Linked DNA regions of Mus musculus: region 1 is linked to region 2. Evidence: chromatin loops called from intact Hi-C (ENCODE). Cell type or tissue: heart. All regions are shown on one strand. Links, peaks and the distances in the headings refer to the core of each region. The heading gives the core; the rest is flanking DNA. Region 1 has its middle 65 kb from the start of Gm26146. Region 2 overlaps Bckdhb (branched chain ketoacid dehydrogenase E1, beta polypeptide).

Evidence for each region. Peaks named below come from ENCODE experiments on the same cell type or tissue, not always from the same donor. Only the 100,000 strongest peaks of a DNase experiment are listed, where the experiment ranks them.
Region 1: a loop joins it to region 2, with 2.0 times the contacts of the local background. A loop is called at or near these places in 7 of 42 quality-filtered maps.

Annotation. Positions count from the first base shown.
Region 1 is chr9:84,250,649-84,256,030 of GRCm38, forward strand. No RefSeq gene overlaps it. Among named protein-coding and RNA genes, the nearest start is that of Gm26146, 65 kb to the left of the region's middle. In heart, for the core only: a CTCF peak has its summit at 2,768 (motif pointing right); no DNase peak of the experiment used is centred there.
Region 2 is chr9:84,016,818-84,022,199 of GRCm38, forward strand. The region is part of intron 8 of Bckdhb (branched chain ketoacid dehydrogenase E1, beta polypeptide); the gene reads left to right. Gm46124 (a long non-coding RNA gene) reads right to left here. Exons shown (of 3, transcript XR_001779250.2): 2 at 433-507. Among named protein-coding and RNA genes, the nearest start is that of Gm46124, 5.3 kb to the right of the region's middle. In heart, for the core only: a CTCF peak has its summit at 3,008; no DNase peak of the experiment used is centred there.

The DNA of each region.
Region 1 (5,382 bases), core at 319-5,318, 230 kb after region 2:
AAGACAGGGTCTTTCTATGTACCCTTGGCTGTCTTCAAATTTGCCATCTTCCTGTGTTAGCATCTGAGTACTGGAGTTACAGCCCTATCGTTTCACCAGCTTTCTTTGGGTGTTCTTGAAGATGTTTGCTATTGCTGTCAAATAAAGAGACGAGTATCTGCTAAATAGTGCTGCTGACATTCATAAGCAAGACACAATATTTGTGCAACTGACTTGCATTTTAAACTCATACCCTGTAATCAGAGGCAGACTTTAAAATGGTAATTGATGTCACTGAGATTGCATTGATATACAGTGCATTCACAGAAGACACATTTCTCAAGTCCAACACATTTATATCAAGAAAGCTAATTAATTATTAAGATAATGTCTTTATGGAGCTCACTTTCGAAACCGACATAGGGAAATATTTTCATTTCCAAATGGTCTGAGTAATTGCATTTTAATGTGTTTTTCTTTTTAGAAGTGGTTATTTCATGTGTTTTTCACGATGATTCAATAAGCTTAAATTTGTTCCTTTCCCAGATGTATTAGTATGATAGTCAATCTTAATTGTCCTCTTGCCTGAATTTACAATCACCATGGAAACTACTTTGGGTTTTGTCAATGATAGTATTTTCAGATAACTTTGACCAAAGAGGTCAGACCCACCCTGAATATGTGCAGCACCTCCTCCTGAGCTGGGCTCCTGAACTGGGAGAACTTGGGCTGAAAACTATTGTTTATTTCTCTCTGCTTCTTGATCATGAATGCATCATTACAAGATACTACACATTACCACATGCCCTCCATGCCACAAGGGCAGGTGTCCCCTCAAATGTAAGTCAAAAATAAAACCTCCTCCCTTTTTCCTTTTTCCTTTTTCCTTCCACATAACATGTTTATTGATGGTCTGGGACAATGAGATTAGTAGTTGATATACGAAGGAACTCAGTTGAAAATTTTCCATCCCCCTTTTTTTTATATATAGTATTGATTTGGTATAGTCTGAGTATTACATTGCCACATTTCTGTCTTCTACTGAAGAAGCAACTGTTAGATTTTAGCCCCACACTGTCATGGACTGAATGAATGAGCTATTCCGAGACCCATTCAGGAGTATAGAAATTGCTCACTTAGCTGCTGAGTATACTGCAAACATTTATTATGCATAAGCCATCTTTGGGATTGGTGGCCCACCATTGGATGTGTGATGTGATCAGACCACACATTATTTGATCAATACAGATATTGAAGAGCTAGCTCATCACTGAGGGGCTTTCTACTTTTAAAGCCCTGTGTGGAATGTGGAGTCTACTGAAACTGTTGGTTTTGATTACGGATCTGTTGTCAATCCTCTGGGCTGCTTACCCTTCTTTGTATAGGTGTTGAATCCTAGAGTTCTGAATAGACATTTTAAGGTACTTTGCCTGAGAAGTCCAGGTTTTGAATGTGATGTTGATACAGAATTCAAATGTCACAATGGCATTTATTGTATATTGACTGAAAATTATAACACCTATTACTTCACTGAACTTTAATCTGGCCAATAAATCAAAGTAAATATTAATGAAATCAAACCATTTTGACTTTAGTAATCTTTTATGATTCTCTAAAATAATCAGACTCTCTACTTCATCATTACTGGCTAATAACCAAAAATAGATGAACTGTGTGGCCAATAATTGAACTCAACCAGAAAAAAAGGATCTACAGGAATCTCATCCTCTTTTGTGAAAGCCTTTGTGCTATTTTGCTTTATAAGACTGTGGTCTGATTTTAAACAGAGGAAAAGATGAAACAGACACTTGTTAATCACACTGGAACTTCTGAAATAACTGTTGCTGCAGGAGATGTTGTCTCAGTATTTCTCTTAAATTTTGCATGAAGACATCCACTCCCCTTGGACACTGCAAGTTTCAGGGGGTGATTTAAGCAGTTCTGAAACACATAATGTCCTTCCCAGTCCGAGTATACAAGCATCACTCCTTGGCATCCATTTAAAAGCAATGCCTTTCAGCAAAGCGAGACGTCTCTCACTTGTAATTGCTCACTGAAAATGTGTTTTCTTATGAGTGCAATCTCTCATGCAAGCTGTGAGGAATAGGGATGGTACCCAGGGAGTTAGTAAAATAATATTGTTGTTTCTCTAGCTAGCTTTTCCAGGTGCAGTGTCTGCCTCTTTCAAACAAAATCTAGTTTCGGAATAGAATAACCCCTCGGCAAGTATCAATAGTCAGAAAAACCGGAGAGGTACGGGACTCATCCAACACAAACAAGATTAAAAATTCAGAGAGAGACAGAAAGCTGGATGTGCAGTGAGCGACTTTTCATCAGCATGTCTGTCTGAAAGAAATTATTTCCCAGTGTTCTTCTTTCCTTTTCTTCACGAACAAGGTCAAGGGTGGTATTCCCAGGCATAATAATGAGGCAACTGTTTTAGGCAGGGAGAAGCATTAATAAACAATGGTGAAGGTTAAGAAGTAGCTTTGATGTTCTGCCCCTTCAAATTGATGTCACAGCCAGAGAATCAGCAGCCCTAACAGATTCTCTGCTGTTCACCCAGGGATCTGCCCTGTGTTTTCCCAACTGCACAAAATTAGAGTCAGGTGGACTTGGGCGTGGTGGCTCGCAGTGTGGAAGAGCTCTTTTGTGGATGCTGACCTGTAGGCCTCCCAAACTCAGTAACTAGTTCCTCTTATTTATATTTACCATTAGGCTCCTCTTCACCTCCAGCTGCGCGGATGCTAGAGCCCTGAAGACAGGAGGAGCAGGCTGGGAGCCAGCAGAGGGCGCATGGCACCCTCCAGCTCCAAGCCAAGGACGCTTCTACCTGTTTCCAGGCAATGGACCAGCCCATTGTCAATAGCAAGGCTGTTTTTTTCCTCAAGCCAGTGTCAGGCAGCTCCTATTGCTCCCTTTCTGTCAGGAGCACCTGGAAGTGCAGACATTGAAAACCCACCAGGCCAGCCTGCAGTATGTTTATCAGAAGGGACCTTAATGAGTCATCCTGTTTTCAAATGGAAATTGCCTGGAATTTGCACATGCACTTTGCAACTGCATTTAAATCAGGCAAACATTAACTATTAATGTGGATGATGTGGGGACAGAAAGATGGGTACAAAACACCAGAATAGGGCTGTATTGTGGCAAGGCCACTCTGTGGGAAAGTTGTAGTAGGCCTGGGTACAGACTATAGCTTACAAAAGAACAATGAAGGACTGAAGAGATAGTTCAGCAGTGAGGCACACTCAATGCTTCTGCAGGAGACCTCGGTTTGGTTTCCAGTAAGTATGGTGGGTCACAACCACATGTCACTCTTGTTCCAAAGGATCCAATGACACATTCTTCTTGCCTCTGTGGGCACCAGGAAAGCATGTGGTGTACTTATATACACACATGCCGTCTAATACTTATACACATAGACTGAAAATAAGTGAACCTTTAAGAAAAGAACAAAGAGGTGGGGCTAAAACGGAGACAGCAGGAGGAGAGTAGTTATACCATCTAACCCTTTGCAGAGTCTCAGGGTGGTGTCACCCGAGAACTGGATGATGTCACATGCCTACTGTGTTCATTCAAGTGATATAAATAACAAAGAGAAAGGAATCTACTGGTTTATGCCTAAAAATTTCTTTGAATTTACACTATTTTATTAAGCAGTCTCTCTTTCTCTCTCTTCCTTTTTGCTTTTTTATACACACACACACACACACACACACACACACATATATATGTTTAATTCTCAAAGCAAAAGTATGAAGGGTGTCATTATTACCATTTTTTTTCAGATCAGTAAATTAGAAGCTAGAAAGGTCAAGTAACTCAATAGAGAAGTAGCAGGCTGAAGTTTTAGCCTTGTGAAGTTGCCTTTAGCAGCTAAACTTAAACAGGAGGCCACGATATCTTGACAGTGTATTTCCAGTACCTTGCCTTACTACTTTGATTCCTCTGACTTACCGGGACTCAATGTTTTTAAGCCTTTACTGGTCATTTAACCTTCGATTTCCAATTGTTTTCTCTGTCAAAGAGGCTTGGCTTATTAACCTAATGAAGACAAGTCAGAAGCTACCTATGTGACAGCCAGACCTGCTCAGTGAGGTGAAGCACCGAGATGAACCTCTCCTCTAAAAGCTTAGGCTGCCTCAACTTATAACCCTAGTTTTACACATTTTACCTTTTGCAATGGGTCCCCCTCTGCAGTCCTCAGACTTGCGATCCTTCTGGCATGGGATTATGGGGGTGCATCCTCACATTAGGAGACCATTTTCACAAATCATAGTGAACATAGAACGCTACCTGGAAATGTGGTTCCAGCAAGTGCAAAGAACTCCCATGTACTGAGCATCCATTTTATAGGAATGAGCTGGATCATTAGCCTGAATCCATGGTAGTGCCCACAGTAAGTGATGCTAACCGGTATCTCTTAGCACAAGCCATTTAGTAACATATGAATTCTTCTTACTTACTTTAATCGAATTCGCACTTCCTGTGTTGCCTATAAGACCAAGCTTTGCTGAGCAGCTTGCTGAATATAACTTTTTATCACTTTCTCTGGGCTAGAATAGTAGAGTACTTAAAGACTTTAAAGAGACTCCCCCTAGGTTTGACCCTTGTCATGATGCATAGCGAGCTGTGCGCTCTTCAGTGAATCATTTAATTTCTTTGTGTTCCGTTTATCAATGACATGGACCTAAGAGCATCAACCTTGTCGAGTTGTGTGTGGTTGAGATGAGTGAGTTGAAGCTGCATCTTTGGAATGGCCACGGAGTTCATAAGTCAGTATTGCCAGTGTGGTCTGTGGTCGCCATCATCTGTGTAGTCCATAAAGTCATCTACAGATTGCTTACGTTGGAGCAATGCTCCTTTTTAAGGCAGCCTTCCTTTAGAACACAGACTATGTTTGGGTTTAGAAAGGGTTAATGGATGTAATGTGTAGTACTAGCTATCTAAGTTATGTGCTTGTCCAAATACGGGAGCAATTCTATTGAATGAGTTTTCCTATCAGCAGTGGAGGCTGTCTGCATGTAGGAGAAACAGAGTTCGGCCTCACCACCATCTGTCTGTCTGTCTTCGGGTTGTTACTTCATCTCTTAGAGACTCAGGACTTTCTGTCTGTTTTTATCTTATGGAGCAGAAATGGCAACATTAAGAGACCTTTTCAAGAGCAGTGTTTCCAGTAACTAACATGGGTGTTGAATAATATAGAGATGCTTTACTTAAATTATGACAAAGTCTGTGCTGTGACAGACATACAAAAACATGGACTATGTTGATTAAAAACATGCTGTGAACGTGTAGAACAGAATAAGAGGCTAAAGAGTGATGTCAAAGAGATGTAGAAAACATGGAAGCCTTCCTAACAGAGGATGCTGGAAAGTTTGAGAACTCTTAAAGTCACAC
Region 2 (5,382 bases), core at 108-5,107:
GCTGTCCAGGAGTGCCAAGCTGGCTTCCGCTGTCAAACTGGAGGGCCATTAACCAGGGAATCATCGTGATGAAAGTAGCCCAACACAGAACCAAGATAATGAGGCCAACAAGCCAGCGGCCTCATTCAGCAGAAAATGCTGGTCTTGTCTTTCATCTTCCTGAGGTGATTAGAGCTTTCAGGACAGTGGCTTGACAATCTAGGCTCACACACAAATGCAACTAGTACATTTAATAAAGGAAGGAGAAGCCAAATTGATAGAAATGTCAATATTTCTCCTTTCTTCCTCTGGCTGTCTCTTTGATCTCATGATACTAATTTGGTATGTTATTATATTTGTGTTTTGACCTAAGGTGCTACAAATCCTTTTTGAATGTAGATGACATAGACACAGTTAAATAAAATTCTAAAAATAATTTACCTGATTACTTACATATCAGAACACAGAACACTCTCCCCATCACATCAGGACTGAACCTCATATCTCCAAGCTGAAGTTCCATCCACACTGAAAATACAAGTGGCAAAGACAACATTGCAAGTAAGGGTAGCTGTGTTTTCGCTAGGTTTTGACCACTATACAAGGATCTAAGATACTGTTAAAAGTATTTGTAACCAAGTCAAGTGCTTTACTGAGGTTGACTGGATCCACAAAAGTCCTTACTAGTCTCAGATCTGCTAAAGCACAACACCGTTTTCTTCTAAGAGTACCTTACCACACCCTTTTTTGGCAGTATATCTGCAGATTATCTTCATGTGACTTGCCTAAGAAGCAGACTGTAAAAGCTATCAGAATGACAGCTTTGGGAGAGCCTTCTATTATTCTGCTAAGTGGACATAGTGCTAAGGTGACCCATAGTGACTTATTATACCCATAGATTAGTGCAGTTCTCAACCCTCATAGAGAAGTTTTTATTTATGTTAGAGAACAATTAATACAGAGAGCCATCCTTAGCCAGGATTCAGAGAATAAGAAGGCCACACATCCAAGAATATTTGGGCAGTACAGACTGGTCCTCCTGATGGGTTTTAAAAATACCTTTTTGTGCTTCGATTTTAGGTTTTGCTTTTTAATTCTAATTTTCATGTTGACTTCACCGTGCATTTTTGTCTAGGAATGCTTGAGAGCCCAGTGATCATAATTTGTACCTGAGACAAGACTGGTCTATGGTATCGTTTCATAAATCAGAAGCCCATGTTTTACCAAATTCAGACCTCGTTCTATCAGGCTGCGCTTTGGCAGCCTTTTCGCCTCTCATTTCCCAGAGTGCACTGCAGGTGTGCCACTGTCAATGGGATTTTTAGCTGGAGCACATCCTAGTTGTTGGTTCCCTCTCGTAGGCCTGCCCTTCCCATGCCCGAACTGATTGGTTCCCTCTCGTAGGCCTGCCCTTCCCATGCCCGAACTGATTGGTTCCCTCTCGTAGGCCTGCCCTTCCCATGCCTGAGCTGATTGGCTTCCGTTCTTCATAAGCACCTCTCTATGTTGAATCAGTGCTTTTCTCTTTGGAGAATGTCCTAGTACAAGATAGTGCCACAGCTTCCTTTGTTTCCCCTGTCCCCACCCCAAAGCAACATGTACTGGCTGGTTTTGTGTGTCAACTTGACACAAGCCAGAAACATCACAGAGAAAGGAGCCTCAGTTGAGGAAATGGCTCCATGCGATCCAGACGTTAGCCATTTTCTCAATTAGTCATCAATGGGGGAGGGCTCAGCACCTTGTGGGTGGTGCCATCTCTAGGCTGGTGGACCTGGGCTCTAGAAGAAGGCAGGCTGAGCAAGCCAGCAGAAGAAAGCCAATAGGCAGCATCCCTCTATGGCCTCTGCATCAGCTCCTGCCTCCAGGTTGCTTGCGTTCCTTCCCTAACGTTCTCCAATGAGGGATTGTTATCTGGACGGGAAACCCAAGTAAACCCTTTCCTTCCAACTTGGTTTTTGGTCATTGTGTTTTGTTGCAGTAATAGAAGCCCTGTCTAAAACACAATGTTTTTATTTTTCTTATGATTAAAAAGAAAAGAACAAAATCACAAAAGAATATAGATTTTACTTTTTCCATTCTGCCTCCTTTTCCTTAGCACCTTCCCTCACACTTTCCATTTTGTTAAGCATCGGTTATATGGCCGACTCTGGTTGTCCATACACGGGAGCAGTTGTTCTGTGGCTTCAGGTCAGGGGCACCTGTAGCTGTGTGTATTTGGAACTGGGTGGTCATAGGAGATAAGCAACGTGAAATAATTCATTTGTGGCACAGAGCATGGCTTAAATCAGTTGTCCCTGATTCAGTAATGTTCTTTACTTCATTTCTTGATAGCAATTTCTTTTCTTTCCATAAAATACTCTACCAGGATGTTGCCTAAGGGCCAGACAGGTGGTAGCTGGCAGGGTAGGTTAGGAAAGGAAAAGTTTGGGAGCAGAGAGGTCTCACTCAGTAAGAAAAAGGGAGACTTCAGGGAGCTCTGCGCATATCAAAAAGAACCAAGATGGCCTAGCCTTCCCATTTATGCCTTGGTTGATGAGTGCATTTAGATAGAGGAAAACCTACCTTGTGAAGGCTCATCAACCTAACCCTAACTTTGCAACCTTTAAAAGCATCATTTCATTGGGCTGGTTTAGATCACCTTTGATGCCATTTTAAAAGGAAGGTTGCTGCCGTGAGCTGAGTAGTAGTTAAATTTTGGGGCTTTGTACCTCATGGCTGCACCCTGTACTCACGGGAAACTGAGGGCTTTCCTCCCACGTGTTCCTGGTGAACAAGTGCTGCTCATTGGTTTATATGCATTAAAAAAAAATTGGCATTTTAATTCAGTGACTGAAAGCTACATATTTTGCTAGAGGCTATGTGTGTGCAACAGAGGTAATAAGGTAGAGAGAAAGGAAGAGAGTGGGGGCAGAGAAAGAGTAAAAGTTAGAGAGGTTATAGAAAGAAAAGAAGGTAGCAGTGAGAATGACCACGATCACAGATTCTCCATGAGGTAGATCCCAGTGGTTAGTAACTGACCATAGCCACTAGAGGCCTCTCTTAGGCAGGGTTTTAGGGTGAATATCATTAGGTGTCTATAGTGGCATCTGGCTTTGTCATTGCAAATTACTTACATTTTATATTACAGTTCTAAGTAAATATTCTGTCAATAGGTGTATTCTAGTGTATGTGTTATGCTGCAACCTAAGTGGTTTATTAATTTGTATATTTTGTATATTATATCTATCGATGCTCAGCTAGATTGAAGTCAGCTACTTAGGAATCTCGTTTCTAAAAGCCCTTGAGTAAAAGTTGTAGTCAGAGGGTTACTGGGTGAAGTGATGTGTCCTCAACAACACAAAGATGTTTAGTTTTACAGTTATTGATTTAAAGTGTTCTGTTTAACTTTTGAGTGGTTTATTCTTCTCATCATCAACCTTAAGGAAAGGCATTCTAGACTGTTGAATAAAATTGTTTACGTGAATATGGAAAAGGTAACTGATAAATGATTTTAGATTTATCTGTCTGGAAGAAATTTATGTTTTTCTTTAGGAGCAGGGAGACTGAGTCTCCCATTTATTTGGAGTTGGTTGTTACATAGTTTGACTTTACAGAGAGGTTGATCAGGGCTGCCTGTCCCTGTCTGACAGAGTAGTATTTTCAGGTCCAGAACAGGAAAGCGATGGTAGATTGGGGCTTATTTGTCAGGTTTTCTTTCCTGTGTTGTTTGCTTGTTTTTGTCATGGTTCTGTCCAATTGGTTGGGGTGCCAATGGAAGCAGGGTTCACCTTCTTGTGTGCAGTCTTGTAGTATGGCTGCCTCACTTTGTGCTCTCCCATGGCCCATGGCCAGCCAGGTATTCTTAGGTCCCTTGAAGCAGGGACTTGCTCATTTGCTAGATTGCACTAGTCATGAAGAGTGTCTAAAACTATTTTATTTGTTTGTTTATTTAGTGTATGTATGTGTATGAGCGTGTGTCTGTGTGACTGCACACAGGAGGACAATTTGTGATGGGGACCAGAAGTTGAACTCAGGCCATTAGCCTTGACTGAAAGTGACTTTATACAGAGCCATCTTACTGGCCTCCACGAAGAGTACAGTATAGTAGATGCTCTTTATTATAGTTATTAACGATGCCATTGAATTTTAAAATAGCCGATGGTATTTGATCTTTCAATGAAAGAAAGTACAGGAACTTATACTTTCTGAGTCAAAGGGCTGCGAATGTCACTCCTGCCACTTGGTCTGCTTTGGTCGGACTTTGGTCTAGATTTAGAGTTGTTTGAGATAACAACTTTAGGCTTCAACCTAATTTTGTGTAATATATTCTGTATCATAGGATGTAGCAGCCCCATTCTTGGTGAGAGATAAATGGGAACGGTTAAAAGTTCATACACCTGACACAAACCCTCTTGGTTACTCTTAGCAGTTCTAAGTTGACACCAGGGTCAGTTTTACAGGGAGGAAATTGAGTTTGGAGCCAGTGGGAAGGGAGGTGGGAAGGGATGGCTGATGGCTCAGGAAGGGACAGCTGCTTCTCTGGCAGCTGGATTTTTGCCTCTAGCCCTCGCTTTTCTCACACAGCATACAGCTTCCCAAGCAAAGAGTGAGCAGATGTTTGACACAGTTTTGAGATGTGATGACATGAGTGATTTGTGATGATTTGTTTGCGTGCACCTGGAAAGTATAGCAGCCATCGGCAATAGAAGTAGATCAGTGGACGGTGTGAAGCTTCTCCTTGGGGTCATTTCATAGTGGACTCCTCCCTTACCCCTGATTTAACCCTTTCTGTTGCGGTGCGTGGTGAGAAATATCCTTAACTGTTTTAGGAAGAAGGAAATTGAGTCTCAGGAAGACTAGGCCACTTCTGAGTCACTCAGCTAGGAAGTGTCTCTCTTGTAATCCTTCCCCAGGCCTGATCCCCTTCTAGTGTATGGATGCTTCATGTCAGGGTGCTTTACAGTGAAAGTGTTTTAAGCTTTGAGGGTTTTACTGATGCTGCTGAACTTCAGCGTAGACCATGCTTTATAAGATGGGTAGGCATTTCTCACATATATATATATGTATATATATATATATTTCCATTCTTCTAAAAGAGATGACAGAGACACTGCATCTACTCAGTTAACTCAAGCTAACATCTTCCTTTTATTTGATTTATTTTATTTCTGTTTACATGAGCCTGGAGAGAGAAAAATTATACAACTCCGTTTCTCTGGTTCTAGACTTCTTTAGAATATTTTGCAAGTGCTCATTTACATATTTAAATTATGTGAGTTTGTCTCAAGAGTTTCATTTTGTTTACACTATTTGTTGTTGCCCTTCCGAGTCGCAGTGGAAAGAAAGCGATTCGCCACCTCATCTTCTGTGTTCTTGGAAAGAAATCTACCATTTCATGTGATAGCGATGGGGGAGTTACCTTCC